2 separate regions of the Homo sapiens genome follow, and region 2 is linked to region 1. A link is a loop called in an ENCODE intact Hi-C map of the cell type or tissue named here. Cell type or tissue: MCF 10A. All regions are shown on one strand. Links, peaks and the distances in the headings refer to the core of each region. The heading gives the core; the rest is flanking DNA.

The links. Peaks named below come from ENCODE experiments on the same cell type or tissue, not always from the same donor. Only the 100,000 strongest peaks of a DNase experiment are listed, where the experiment ranks them.
Region 2: a loop joins it to region 1, with 2.5 times the contacts of the local background. A loop is called at or near these places in 8 of 110 quality-filtered maps.

Annotation. Positions count from the first base shown.
Region 1 is chr19:56,087,976-56,094,166 of GRCh38, reverse strand. It overlaps ZNF787 (zinc finger protein 787), which reads left to right. Exons shown (of 3, transcript NM_001002836.4): 3 at 5,075-6,191. The coding sequence ends at 6,144. Among named protein-coding and RNA genes, the nearest start is that of LINC01864, 24 kb to the right of the region's middle. RefSeq lists enhancers at 1,732-2,237, 2,238-2,743, 1,749-2,948, 3,078-3,247. In MCF 10A, for the core only: no CTCF peak of the experiment used is centred there; DNase peaks (open chromatin) are centred at 2,206 and 2,826.
Region 2 is chr19:56,306,486-56,312,676 of GRCh38, reverse strand. The region is part of intron 2 of ZSCAN5A (zinc finger and SCAN domain containing 5A); the gene reads left to right. EDDM13 (epididymal protein 13) reads right to left here. Exons shown (of 15, transcript NM_001354658.2): 15 at 2,223-2,553. The coding sequence ends at 2,529. It overlaps LOC124900420, which reads right to left. Exons shown (of 5, transcript XM_047439799.1): 5 at 2,223-6,191. The coding sequence ends at 5,318. Among named protein-coding and RNA genes, the nearest start is that of ZSCAN5A-AS1, 5.1 kb to the left of the region's middle. In MCF 10A, for the core only: a CTCF peak has its summit at 2,895 (motif pointing right); a DNase peak (open chromatin) is centred at 2,936.

The sequences.
Region 1 (6,191 bases), core at 794-5,793:
CTGTAATCCCTGCTACTCGGGAGGCTGAGGCATGAGAATCACTTGAACCTGAGAGGCGAAGGTTGCAGTGAGCCGAGATCATGTCACTGCACTCCAGCCTGGGTGACAAAGTGAGACTGCGTCTCAAAATAAATAAATAAAATGAAAAAAGATTAAAACAGTTTTAAAGGAAACAAGTTAGGAAAAGAAAATCCAACATATGGATAGGCAGAGTCCCTGAAGAAGAGACCCAAAGCAAAAGAATAGAGCGGATAGTAAAAACTCATTCAAGGAACACCCCTTAACACATGAAAGCTGCGCATTGAAAGAGCAAATCACAGATGGTTGCGTTAGAATTGCTGGACGCTAAAGGAAGTCACCGATCCTTCGTGGCAGAAAGCGTGGAAGACTTGGAAAGTCAACATGACTATGCTCGGACTTAGCACTTTATGCCAGGAGAAAATGGCATTATGACTCACGGAAAAGGGACCTTCAGATGGGAAGGGTACAGACAGGCTACCCAGCAACAGCCCTGTGAACCCCGTTCCTCTGTGCCCTTCCTGAGGAACCTAAAAGCGAATGAGCCTCAGACAACTGACCAGGGAAAGGGATGGGAGGAGGGTGTGAGCAGGTCAGTCTCCTGAGCCCGAACATGTCTCAGTCGGCCAAGACCTGCACCTGACGGAGGGGATGCAGCCGAGAAAACACTGAGGGGAAGGAGGACGGTGCGTGCAGCACAGTCCAGGAGTTGTGCCTGGCAGTGGTAGCAGTAGCATTGTTACCCTGAGATCGCGTGTGCACCCAGCAAGAGGGTTGTAATATAGGGCATCCCAGTTCCGCCATCTCCTGCGTCTATGGAATATTCCACTTCCGCCATCCCCTGTGTCTATGGAATATCCCACTTTCGCCATCCCCTGTATCTATGGAATATCTCAATTCTGTCATCCCCTGTGTCTATGGAATATCCCACTTCTGCCAACCCCTGTGTCTGGGATATCCCACTTCCGCCATCCCCGTGTCTATGGAATATCCCAGTTCCGCCATCCCCTGTGTCTATGGAATATCCCACTTCCGCCATCCCCTGTGTCTATGGAATATTCCACTTCCGCTACCCCGTGTCTATGGGGTAGCCCACTTCCACCATCCCGTGTCTATGGGGTAGCCCACTTCCGCCACCTCCTGTGTCTATGGGGTATCCCACTTCCGCCATCTCGTGTCTATGGGGTATCCCAGTTGCGTCATGCCCTGTGTCTATGGGGATCCCACTTCCGCCACCCCCTGTGTCTATGGGGTATCCCACTTACGCCATCCCCTGTGTCTATGGGGATCCCACTTCCGCCACCCCTTGTGTCTATGGATATTCCACTTCCGCCACCCCCTGCGTCTATGGGGTATCCCAGTTCCGCCATCTCATGTGTCTGTAGGATATTCCAGCTCTGTCATCCCCTGTGTCTGTGGGGTATCCCACTCCCGCCATCCCCTGCGTCTGTGGGATATTCCAGTTCTGTCATCCCCTATGTCCTTGAGAACCAGGATTCTCCGTGGGGCTGAAGGGAGGTGCAGATGTCACAAAGAAAAGGATGAATGAAAACTTTAGTCCTGAATTTCTATGGGAAGTATCAGTGTGAACTCAGGAATTTTATCTTAAAAAAAAAAAAAAAAGCATTTCCAGATTTTGCTCTAGAAACATTTATCTCCCGTGGAGGGGAAACCTGGGCTTCCTGGAGTAGTGGTGCTGCAGGTGGGGCAGGAGGCGTAGAGGTAGAGCCTGGGGCGTAGGGGATCTGGAGTGGAGGACCGCCCCCCAGCCCATCCCCTCGGGACCTCAGCTGAGTCCTTCAGTGAGAGGACAGTGATAGTGTTGGCCATGGATTAAATGTGGTAATCCACGGAACACATTTAGCCCAGGGCCAGGCGTCTGGGGACACTGCCCTCCCCCAAGGGTAACTGCTGCCACCATCAGAGTGGCCCCGGCCCTCATTGTTTCTTATTTTTTTAATTGAATGAGAACTCTTGTGCTCCTCACCGTGCTCTTCTCTTGCTGGGAATTCGTTGAATCCCTTTAAAGATGGTGCTGTGAGGTGGAGAAGGCTGTTAGCCTCATTGCTCCTGTGAGGGTGAGGGTGAGGGTGAGGGTGAGGCTTCGGCTTCGGCTTCGGCTTCGGCTTCGGTTTCGGCTTTGGCTTCCGTTTGGCTTCGGTTTCGCCTTCGGCTTTGGCTTCGGTTTCGGTTTCGGCTTTGGCTTTGGCTTCGGCTTCGGCTTCGGCTGCGGCTGCGGCTGCGGCTGCGGCAAGTGGAGCGGCTCATCTTGGCCCATGCGCGGTGCAGACGCAGCCTCTTGTCAGAAACCAGTCTGTGCCTGTGAAGCGCGGTTTCCTGGGCCTTACTGAGATGCAGCACGGGAAGGTTTGCGCAGAGCCCAGGAATCTGCAAGATGTAAAAGAGCCCTGCCTTTTAAGTAATTAAACCCTGTCCATTTAACAGTGCTTAACTCGTACTTAGAAAAAGTAGTGCAGAGATGCCTGTAGAGAAGCCAGATCGCCTACGGCCTAAAGCAGAAAACAGCTCCCACCTCCTGCCTTCCCCACTCCCAGTTTGCCTCTAGAGGAAGGAGCCCCTCCATGCACTCTTTGGGGTTCTCCCTGGTTCTAGGTAAAGAGCTCATGAAATTGCTTTGATAGTTGCAAATCTAATGGGAGGTGAGGACATGGCTCCCACATCCTCTCCCCACTCTCCACTCACTGCGCTCTCCACGTACTGCACACCCGCCCCAGTGCCCCTGTCTTAGCTGCCACTGTGTCACAAGTTTTGTGTTCAGAATTCATGTCGTCATGAATAAATGCTATTCATAGCTGAGTCACAGGGAGCATTGCTACACTTTCTTTCTTCACAGCTTCGAAAACAAAGCAGTTATTTTAATTAAAGGCGTAGAAGCACTTGTAAGGTTCAGATAGTATGGCTCGGTTTACGGTGACAACAAATCTCTTTCCTGCCCGTCCCTTTCTGTCCCCTTCAGTCACACTGCCCCGGGGCAAATAGCTTCTGATGTTTGTTTTTAATTCTCTCTACATCTTTAAGTAATGTGCTTATAACTTACAACATTTTTTGATTTATGTTGACAACGCAGTGGGCTCCATGCCATCTCTCCAGAAGGCTCCCCCCTTCCTGACTTCACCTGGAGTGTTTTCTTCTGCCGCAGGTTCAAGAGCCATATTCGAATACTCTCTGCCTTGGAATAGTGATTCTCACACTGGAGCTGGCATCAGAATCACCTGGGGGGCTTGCTGAAGCACAGGCCCGGCCCGGCACTTTCTCATACAGTGCGTCTGGAGGGAGGCCTGAGCATAAGCGTTTTTGTTTTGTTTTGAGATGGAGTCTTGCTCTGTCGCCCAGGCTGGAATGCAGTGGTGTGATCTCAGCTCACTGCAACCTCTGCCTCCCGGGTTCAAGTCATTCTCCTGCCTCAGCCTTCCAAGTAGCTGGGACTACAGGCATGCGCCACCACGCCCGGCTAATTTTTGTGTTTTTAGTAGAGATGGGGTTTTGCCATGTTGGCCAGGATAGTCTTGAACTCCTGACCTCAAGTGATCTGCCCACCTCGGCCTCCTAAAGTGCTGGGATTACAGGCGTGAGCCACCGCTCCGGGCAGTGCATAAATGTTTTTAATATGTTCTCTGTGGCGCCGATGCTACTGGTCGCAGGATCCCACTTTGTGGAGCACTCCCTTAGCGTGTAGGGTGTGCTGCCTGTGGGTGGGGGATTTAGCGGTGGGCGGCCGCAGTTAGTGGTAGATGGCTGTTTCTTGGACCCAGTCTACTAATGCGCTTCTGGGCATTGCCACTTTGTAGTCGTGTAGCTGTGGGCTGTGACTCGACTCCCTAGTGCCTCAGTTTCTCCCTTGTAAAGGCTCAGTTTTGTGCTCCCAGCTTATGAGGACCTGACGCTGAAGTGTGTAGCGCAGGGGGGCGTCATGGCCCTTCCTTGCGTGTTTGCCAGCGTGGCATCTGGGAGGGTGTTTGGGCTCTGTGTGCTGGGCACCACCGTGCCAGGTGTTGGGATAGAGACTTAGGAGCTTACAGTCTAGTAAGGTCAGGAGTGAGAACGTTGTAATTGTGATTCATGGCTTTGAAAAAACCCTGTGGGGTGCACCTGGGGTGTCCACGGGGGTCAGAGATGCACTTGCTGAGGCCCTCCCACCTGATTCTGTTGCTCTGGACCAGGCCCCAAGGGAGAGCAAATGTAGAAGCTGCACACGGACCCTTCTCAGGAGTGAATGAGCTGGGGAGGAGGCAAGCCCATCCCTCCCGGGAGAGCCCCCAGGGGCAGGCCTGGTGCAGAAGTGTGAAAGGCCTCGTTGACTGCTGGAAGGGCGTCCTCAGTGTAAAGATGTGCAGGCAAAGCCCTGTGTGCCCGAATTGTCCTCACTGAGCAGACAGGAGCCCCCACACCAGGGGCTGACCATAGCCTCTGTAATGGAGGTGGCGTTGAGCCAGGTTTTACTCCCAGGTTCGGAGGTGGGGCTTTCATGCTCATCTCCAATCCCATTACCTGTCTGCAGCCAGGATTGTCTTCCTGGAGCCCGAATGTGACACCATCGCTCCCTGGCGGGCACGTCTTCAGGGTGCCAAACCCACTCCCTGGCTCAGGACCAGGTGTCCAGGGCTGCATTCAAGCCCTGCGGCCCCTCTGCCTAGTGGAACCTTTGCCCGTGAGCCTTCCTCATCCTCTGCCCCCGGCGTCCAGGCTGGTGTTTTGGGTTTCGGGGTCCTTTTCTGGGAGCCTTCCGTGGATCCCGCCCCTCGCCCATGCCTCTTATGTTGCCTGGTTGTTTACAGACCAGGCCTTCTGTGTCTGGGGCATTGTTCTAGAGGTTGGGGGTAAACTGAGGGTCTTAACTCACACAGAGCTGAGGTCTTAGCTGGGGAGAGGGGTAATAAATACTTAGTAAAATGCAGGGAGTGATGCACACTCTGAGGACACCAGGGCAGGTCCTGCGCCAGGGGGAGCGAGGCACCCGAGGCCAGCGTAGCAGCCAAGGCAGGCGTGGAGCCCTTGCCTCTCTTGACTCACCTCCCCCTACCCTCTTGCTTTCCAGTGGACATCCTCATCATGGATGATGACGACGTCCCCAGCTGGCCTCCCACCAAGCTGTCCCCGCCCCAGTCTGCGCCCCCAGCCGGCCCGCCTCCCCGGCCGCGGCCGCCCGCCCCCTACATCTGCAACGAGTGTGGCAAGAGCTTTAGCCACTGGTCCAAGCTGACGCGGCACCAGCGCACGCACACCGGCGAGCGGCCCAACGCCTGCGCCGACTGCGGCAAGACCTTCTCGCAGAGCTCGCACCTGGTGCAGCACCGGCGCATCCACACGGGCGAGAAGCCCTACGCCTGCTTGGAGTGCGGCAAGCGCTTCAGCTGGAGCTCCAACCTCATGCAGCACCAGCGCATCCACACGGGCGAGAAGCCCTACACCTGCCCCGACTGCGGCCGCAGCTTCACTCAGAGCAAGAGCCTGGCCAAGCACCGGCGCTCGCACAGCGGCCTCAAGCCCTTCGTGTGCCCGCGCTGCGGCCGCGGCTTCAGCCAGCCCAAGAGCCTCGCGCGTCACCTGCGGCTGCACCCGGAGCTGTCGGGGCCTGGCGTGGCGGCCAAGGTGCTGGCGGCTAGCGTCCGGCGGGCCAAGGGGCCCGAAGAGGCGGTGGCGGCGGACGGCGAGATCGCCATCCCCGTGGGCGATGGCGAGGGCATCATCGTGGTGGGCGCGCCGGGCGAGGGGGCCGCGGCCGCGGCAGCCATGGCGGGCGCGGGGGCAAAGGCCGCGGGGCCCCGGTCGCGGCGCGCCCCGGCCCCCAAGCCGTACGTGTGTCTGGAGTGCGGGAAGGGCTTCGGGCACGGGGCCGGGCTCCTGGCGCACCAGCGGGCCCAGCACGGGGACGGGCTCGGGGCGGCGGGGGGCGAGGAGCCGGCCCACATCTGCGTGGAGTGCGGGGAGGGCTTCGTGCAGGGCGCCGCGCTCCGGAGACACAAGAAGATCCACGCGGTGGGCGCGCCCTCGGTCTGCAGCAGCTGCGGACAGAGCTACTACCGCGCGGGCGGGGAGGAGGAGGACGACGACGACGAGGCCGCGGGCGGGCGGTGCCCCGAGTGCCGCGGTGGGGAGGGCCGGTAGGGGAGGGGCCCGGGGGGGGGGGCGGGCAGGGCCCCTCGGGCTTGGCG
Region 2 (6,191 bases), core at 383-5,382, 220 kb before region 1:
TACTGTTAACATCTTATATAAGCCTAGTAGATATGTCAGAACCGTAACATTGCTACAGTACTGTTAACGCCAGACTTTATTCACATTTCCCCAGTTTTTTCTCTAACGTCCTTTTCCTGTGCTGGGGTCACATGTGGGACACCACATGACATTTAGTTGCCATGTCTTCCTGCCCTCCTCTGATCTGCAGCAGTGTGTCTGACTCTCCTTGTTTTTAATGATTTTGACAGTTTTGAGGTGTACGGACTAGGTGTTCTGTAAAATGTCCCTCCATTTGGAATTGTATGATGCTTGCTTATGACTAGACTTGGATTATGGGCAGGAACTGACTTGTAAAGTTTTTTTAATTTTAATGAAAAATTTTAAATTGATACTTGGTTCAGTTATCAGACAACCTTTAACCCTGTTTGGAACAACTTGGATATGTGGATCTACTCTTTAACTATAAATGTTAGAAAATATAATTGCAGATCAATTTTAGCATTCAAATTGAGATGTGCCATAAGTGAAAAATACACAATGGATTTCAAAGACTTCATACAAAATGAAGGATATAACTGATCTCATTAATAATTTTTTTTATTGACTACATGTTGAAATGTATCTTGGATATATTGAATTAAATCGTACATATTATTCAAATTGATTTTACCGGGCTTCTGGGCTAGTAGGAAGTGTGAAATAAGTGTGGCTCACAGATTTTTATTGGATAACACTGCCCTAGATAATAACAATACATTAATTGAGAACTATGTGCCAGGCAGTGTGTTTTAGAAATATTATCTTATTTAGAACACGTGAACACATAGGGGTGAACAACACGCACTGGGGCCTGTCGGGGTATGGGATTGTGGGGAGGGAGAGCATTGGAAAAATAGCTAATGCCTGCTGGGCTGAATACCTAGGTGATGGATTGATAGGGGCAGCAAACTACCATGGCACACATTTACCTGTGTAACAAAACTGCACAGCCTGCACATGTATCGTGGAACTTAAAAATATATATATATTATCTCATTTAAACTTTACCTCTATGAGGCAAACTCAGTAGACTGTTTCTTAAACTCCACTTTAAAATGATCCCTGGGGTAAAAGAATTTTCCATCCGTCTATGAAATATACCAACTGATGCTTCAGGCTCACTGAATGCCCCTGGCTAGTGCAGTGCTTTCTAATATGCCTTCATTCTTCTCTATTGGTTCAGTTGTGTGACTACCCAGAGCTAGTTGAGTTGCATTTATTCTAAACCTTTTCATTCTAATGGATTTTATTTCAATTATGTAATGCAATTACATTTAACATAAATGAGGAAAATATGAGTGCATCAGCAAAGAATTGTTTCCACCCAAAACAGTAATTCAGTGGGAAAGATGTGATAAAGGCCGATTGTTAATAAGAGCAACAACAAAAAATATGTCAAGTTGGAATGAGCAAGATGGCTATAGGGATGATCTTTTTCTTTTTTTTAATGCAGTGAGGATTTTGCTTAAATAGCTTTGCAAGCATGCCTGTGTCTCCGCTGCCCTTTTAAGGGACAAACTGGAAATTGTAGGTCCATAGACCTATACAACAACAACAACGAAACCCCCTGGTCTTATATCAAAAGATTAGCAAATGCCTGTACAATTTTATGTTTTAAAACAAAATGGTAAAAGTATTTTTAATTACCTATTGGAACCAACTTATTTGATGAACCAACCAGTGATGGTTCTGATCATGATGATAAGAGAACTTCTACCCTACTGTTACTATCCCCATTTTACAGATGATAAAATAAGGCATTAAGAGACAATACCTTCCCCAAGCCTGCATATCTATTAAGGGGTGGAGCTGGGATTCGAACCCAAGAAACCTGTCTCCAGAGCCAAAGCTTTCAACCAGGACAAGGAACCTCCTCCAGAATAGGCAAGAAACATGCAGGCTGGAGAGCTGGATACGGCTTCCTCCTGGAACAGCCATATCCTCACAACTGTATTTCCTCAGGACGGTGGGGGCAGCCCCAAATCTTTACACAAAAGAATACGGACTTTGGAATGAGTCCAACTGGGTCAAATCTCAGCTGTGTAGCTTAGTGTGATGTTGGACGAGCCATCGGTCTCTCTGAGCTGTAGTGTCTTCACCTGTAAAGTGCACAGTTAACTGATAGCGTTTGATTCTTGGTAATCCACCAGCATACCTGTTAGTTTTCAGTGTTGGGCGAATGGAATAACCCAGCCTTTTCAGCCATTTCAACAAGTATACATTTTATTATGGAAGTAGTGGGGAAAGTTCGAGAACGATCTGGAGGAGAGATTTTAGGGGAAACTCCTGCAGTTGCTCTCTCAGCCGCCCTGGGTGCATCCCCCTAAGGCATGGCCCCCACAGACACCTTCTGGCCATGCCTCTGGGCACCCAGGTGCCATTCCTTAAAGGACCCAGTTCATTACCCTCCACACAGGCAGTCCAGGGGACAGAGAGCTTTCTTCAGAGGTTAGAATGCCTGGGAGATGGAGGCCTTGTGAAGGCTAAGCTGAGATGGAGCAGGCTCACTAGAAAGAACAGCAGGGATCATCCCTAAGAAAGGAGAGAGAAATGTATTTGTGCATTGATTTTCGTCTTCATGCATTCTCATACTCCTTGCCTGGTGCCCTCTCCATCCACCTCTACAGGGCTCTTTGTGACCTGCCTCAAGCCCACCTCCTCCCTCCAGCTTAGCCCATTCTCCCCACTCACTAGGTTCCACCAAGTTTGTCCCTATTCCCACCGGGCTGTTCCAGCAGCTGGAACACGCTTCCCTCAGATCTTATGGACCCTAGCTCTGCCCCATCACCAGGGCAAGTGTCTCCTCCTCAGAGCAGGGCTCTTCTAGAAACCAGCCAGTGGGAAGCAGCGCCCCCTCCAGTTCCTCACTGTCCCGGCGCCGGGCCTGAGCTTGTGTTGCACCCCTACCTCCCACTAGAGGGCGCGCCCCGCAGGAGCAGGGACTGCCCAGGCCTGGCTGGGCTGCACCCCCTAGCCTGGTGTGCTGGAGTCACTCAGAGTTGCAGGAAGAGAACCTTAAGGTTTGCTTCTGGGTGCTGGAGTTCCAGGGATGGATCAGGGGTACTTCCTGCTCCCACAGGGGCTCACAGTCTATGTGAGCAGGGGCCCTCAAACTGTGTTCCGCAGGGCCAACTGCAGCCTGCATCCCTTTTAATAAAGTTTCTTTTTGTAATTGAGGTAAAATGCAAACATAATGCATAACATAAAATTCACCATTTTAACCATTTTGAAAGGGCACAATTTAGTGGCCTTCATTACATTCGCCATGTTGTGCAATTGTCACTTCTAAGAGTGGAACATTTTCATCAACCCAAAAAAGAAATCCATTAAAAGCAGTCACTCCCCTTGTTCCTTCCTCCCCTCAGCCCCTGACAACTAGTAATTGGCCTTCTGTCTCTTTGAATTTGCCAGATCTGTCTGTTTCATATACATGGCATCATCTACTGTGTGATCTTTTGTGTCTGCTTCTTTCACTCAGCACAGTGTTTTCAAGGTTCAGCCGTGTTGTTGCACGTGCCAGGACCCCATTCCTCTTTTGGGGGCTGAATAATAATCCATTGTATGAATGCACTACGTTTTGTTTATCCTTTCATCAGTTGTTGGGTACAGTCACAGCCATCAGTGTATTCTCTACGATTGCTTTGACTAGAGTAGTTGCAACAGACCATATGACCTGAAAAGCCAACACGTAATATTTGGCCCTTCACAGAGAAAGTTTGCCAACCTCTTGCCTAATGGGTTGAAAGCACACCTTTATATGAAAATAACTATCTGGTTTGACCGGTGCTTTAATGTATGGTTGAAGAGAGCCTGAGAAACCGTTCAACACCATTCATTTCCTTCAGCATCCTCCCCAGTGGAATCTGAAGGATTGCTGTTGGTTCCTGAACCAAAGCATTGCTTAGGTGAATCTTGAGGACTGAGGAGGACTTTTCTAGGTAGACAGAGATCAAGGAATCAATGTGTGCAATGGCATAATGGAGCGGGAAAAAAAATGTGATGTTTTGGGGGGAATCAGAAATGATTTAATATGGGGGGGCGTGGTGGCTCATGCCTGTAATCCCAGCACTTTGGGAGGCCGAGGTGGGTGGGTCACCTGAGGTCAGGAGTTCGAGACCAGCCTGGACAACATGGTGAAACTTCATCTCTACTAAAAATACAAAAATTAGCCAGGTGTGGTGGTGCATGCCTGTAATCCCAGCTACTTGGGAGTCTGAGGCAGGAGAATCGTTTGAACCTGGGAGGCAGAGGTTGCAGTGAGCTGAGATTGGGCCACTGTTCTCCAGCCTGGGTGACAGAGTGAGCCTCCATCTCAAAAAAAAAAGACTGGGAGCCACCGCTCACGCCTGTAATCCCAGCACTTTGGGAGGCCGAGGCGGGCGGATCACAAGGTCAAGAGATCGAGACCATCCTGGCCAACATGGTGAAACCCCGTCTCTACTAAAAGTACAAAACTTAGCTGGGCGTGGTGGCACTCGCCTGTAGTCCCAGCTACTTGGGAGGCTGAGGCAGGAGAATTGCTTGAACCCGGGAGGCGGAGGTTGCAGTGAGCCAAGATTGCGCCACTGCGCTCCAGCCTGGCGACAGAGCGAGACCCTGTCTCAAAAAAAAAGGTTTAATATGGACAGGGGATGGAATGTGGGTGGGGGGATCAAGAGAAGTGGAGAAAAGTTTAGAGAAGCAGGAGGAGCTTGGAGCCTGAGAACCCTTGGGTACCATGCCAGAGACCTGAACTTGATCAATGGGGCAGAGGCTTCCTGCCAGGTTCCCTGAAAACTTGGGATCTTTTAGGAATTCCACAAAGGTTTGCTTTGATTTTCATTTCAAAAATTAAACTATTTTTTAAAATAGGTGTGTACCCAAAATATAGCACATGGACTGAAATTTTTATTCACTGGAGAGCCACACCAACCTGTTGCATGTTTTACATACAGACCTTGGGGAAAAAATTGTATTACCTGAAGGGCATGTACACTTCACAAGGCAAACTATTAGGCATTTGCAGTGACTTATCTCTGTGGGCTCAGATTTTTCTCCGTATGAACAATTAAAAGGAAACACTGCAAGATACGGGGTAAAAGAGAGTAACGTAAGACAGCAGAGGCCTTCTGTACCCTGTGCTTGCAAATCTCATCACCTCACTTCATAATAAGTAAATGTCACACAGTTAACCTTAGGAAAAGTACCTCTGGTAATGAAAAGCAACTTAGAATTTTTTATATATTGGGATTCCATGTAAGATTTCAGTAGAAAAGTGTTTTGGATTTTCTTTCTTTTAAAGTTTGAAAGACACTCATCATAGTTGGTGAGTTTCCACTGGTGGATTTAAGCAGGACTGCAGCAGGGGGTGGGGGTATATCGTATGATCGAGTTGACATTTTTTAATGTAAAAAGGGCACTGGGGATGCCAGGGAGAGGATGAAAGGCAGGCGACGTGGGAGAGGCCAGGGAGGAGCCTCTTTGTAGCTATCAAGGGAAGAGAAATCTCCCATCTGTCCTTAGTACTTTCTCTGGCGACGTGGGAGAGGCCAGGGAGGAGCCTCTTTGTAGCTATCAAGGGAAGAGAAATCTCCCATCTGTCCTTAGTACTTTCTCTGGCAACAGGGGAGAGGCCGGGGGGGACCCTCTTTGCAGATACCGAGGGAAGAGAAGTCTCCCATCTGTCCTTAGTACTTTCTCTGGCGACGTGGGAGAGGCCAGGGAGGAGCCTCTTTGTAGCTATCAAGGGAAGAGAAGTCTCCCATCTGTCCTTAGTACTTTCTCTGGCGACGTGGGAGAGGCCAGGGAGGAGCCTCTTTGTAGCTATCAAGGGAAGAGAAATCTCCCATCTGTCCTTAGTACTTTCTCTGGCGACGTGGGAGAAGCCAGGGAGGAGCCTCTTTGTAGCTATCAAGGGAAGAGAAATCTCCCATCTGTCCTTAGTACTTTCTCTGGCAACAGGGGAGAGGCCGGGGGGGACCCTCTTTGCAGATACCGAGGGAAGAGAAGTCTCCCATCTGTCCTTAGTACTTTCTCTGGCGACGTGGGAGAGGCCAGGGAGGAGCCTCTTTGTAGCTATCAAGGGAAGAGAAATCTCCCATCTGTCCTTAGTACTTTCTCTGGCGACGTGGGAGAAGCCAGGGAGGAGCCTCTTTGTAGCTATCAAGGGAAGAGAAATCTCCCATCTGTCC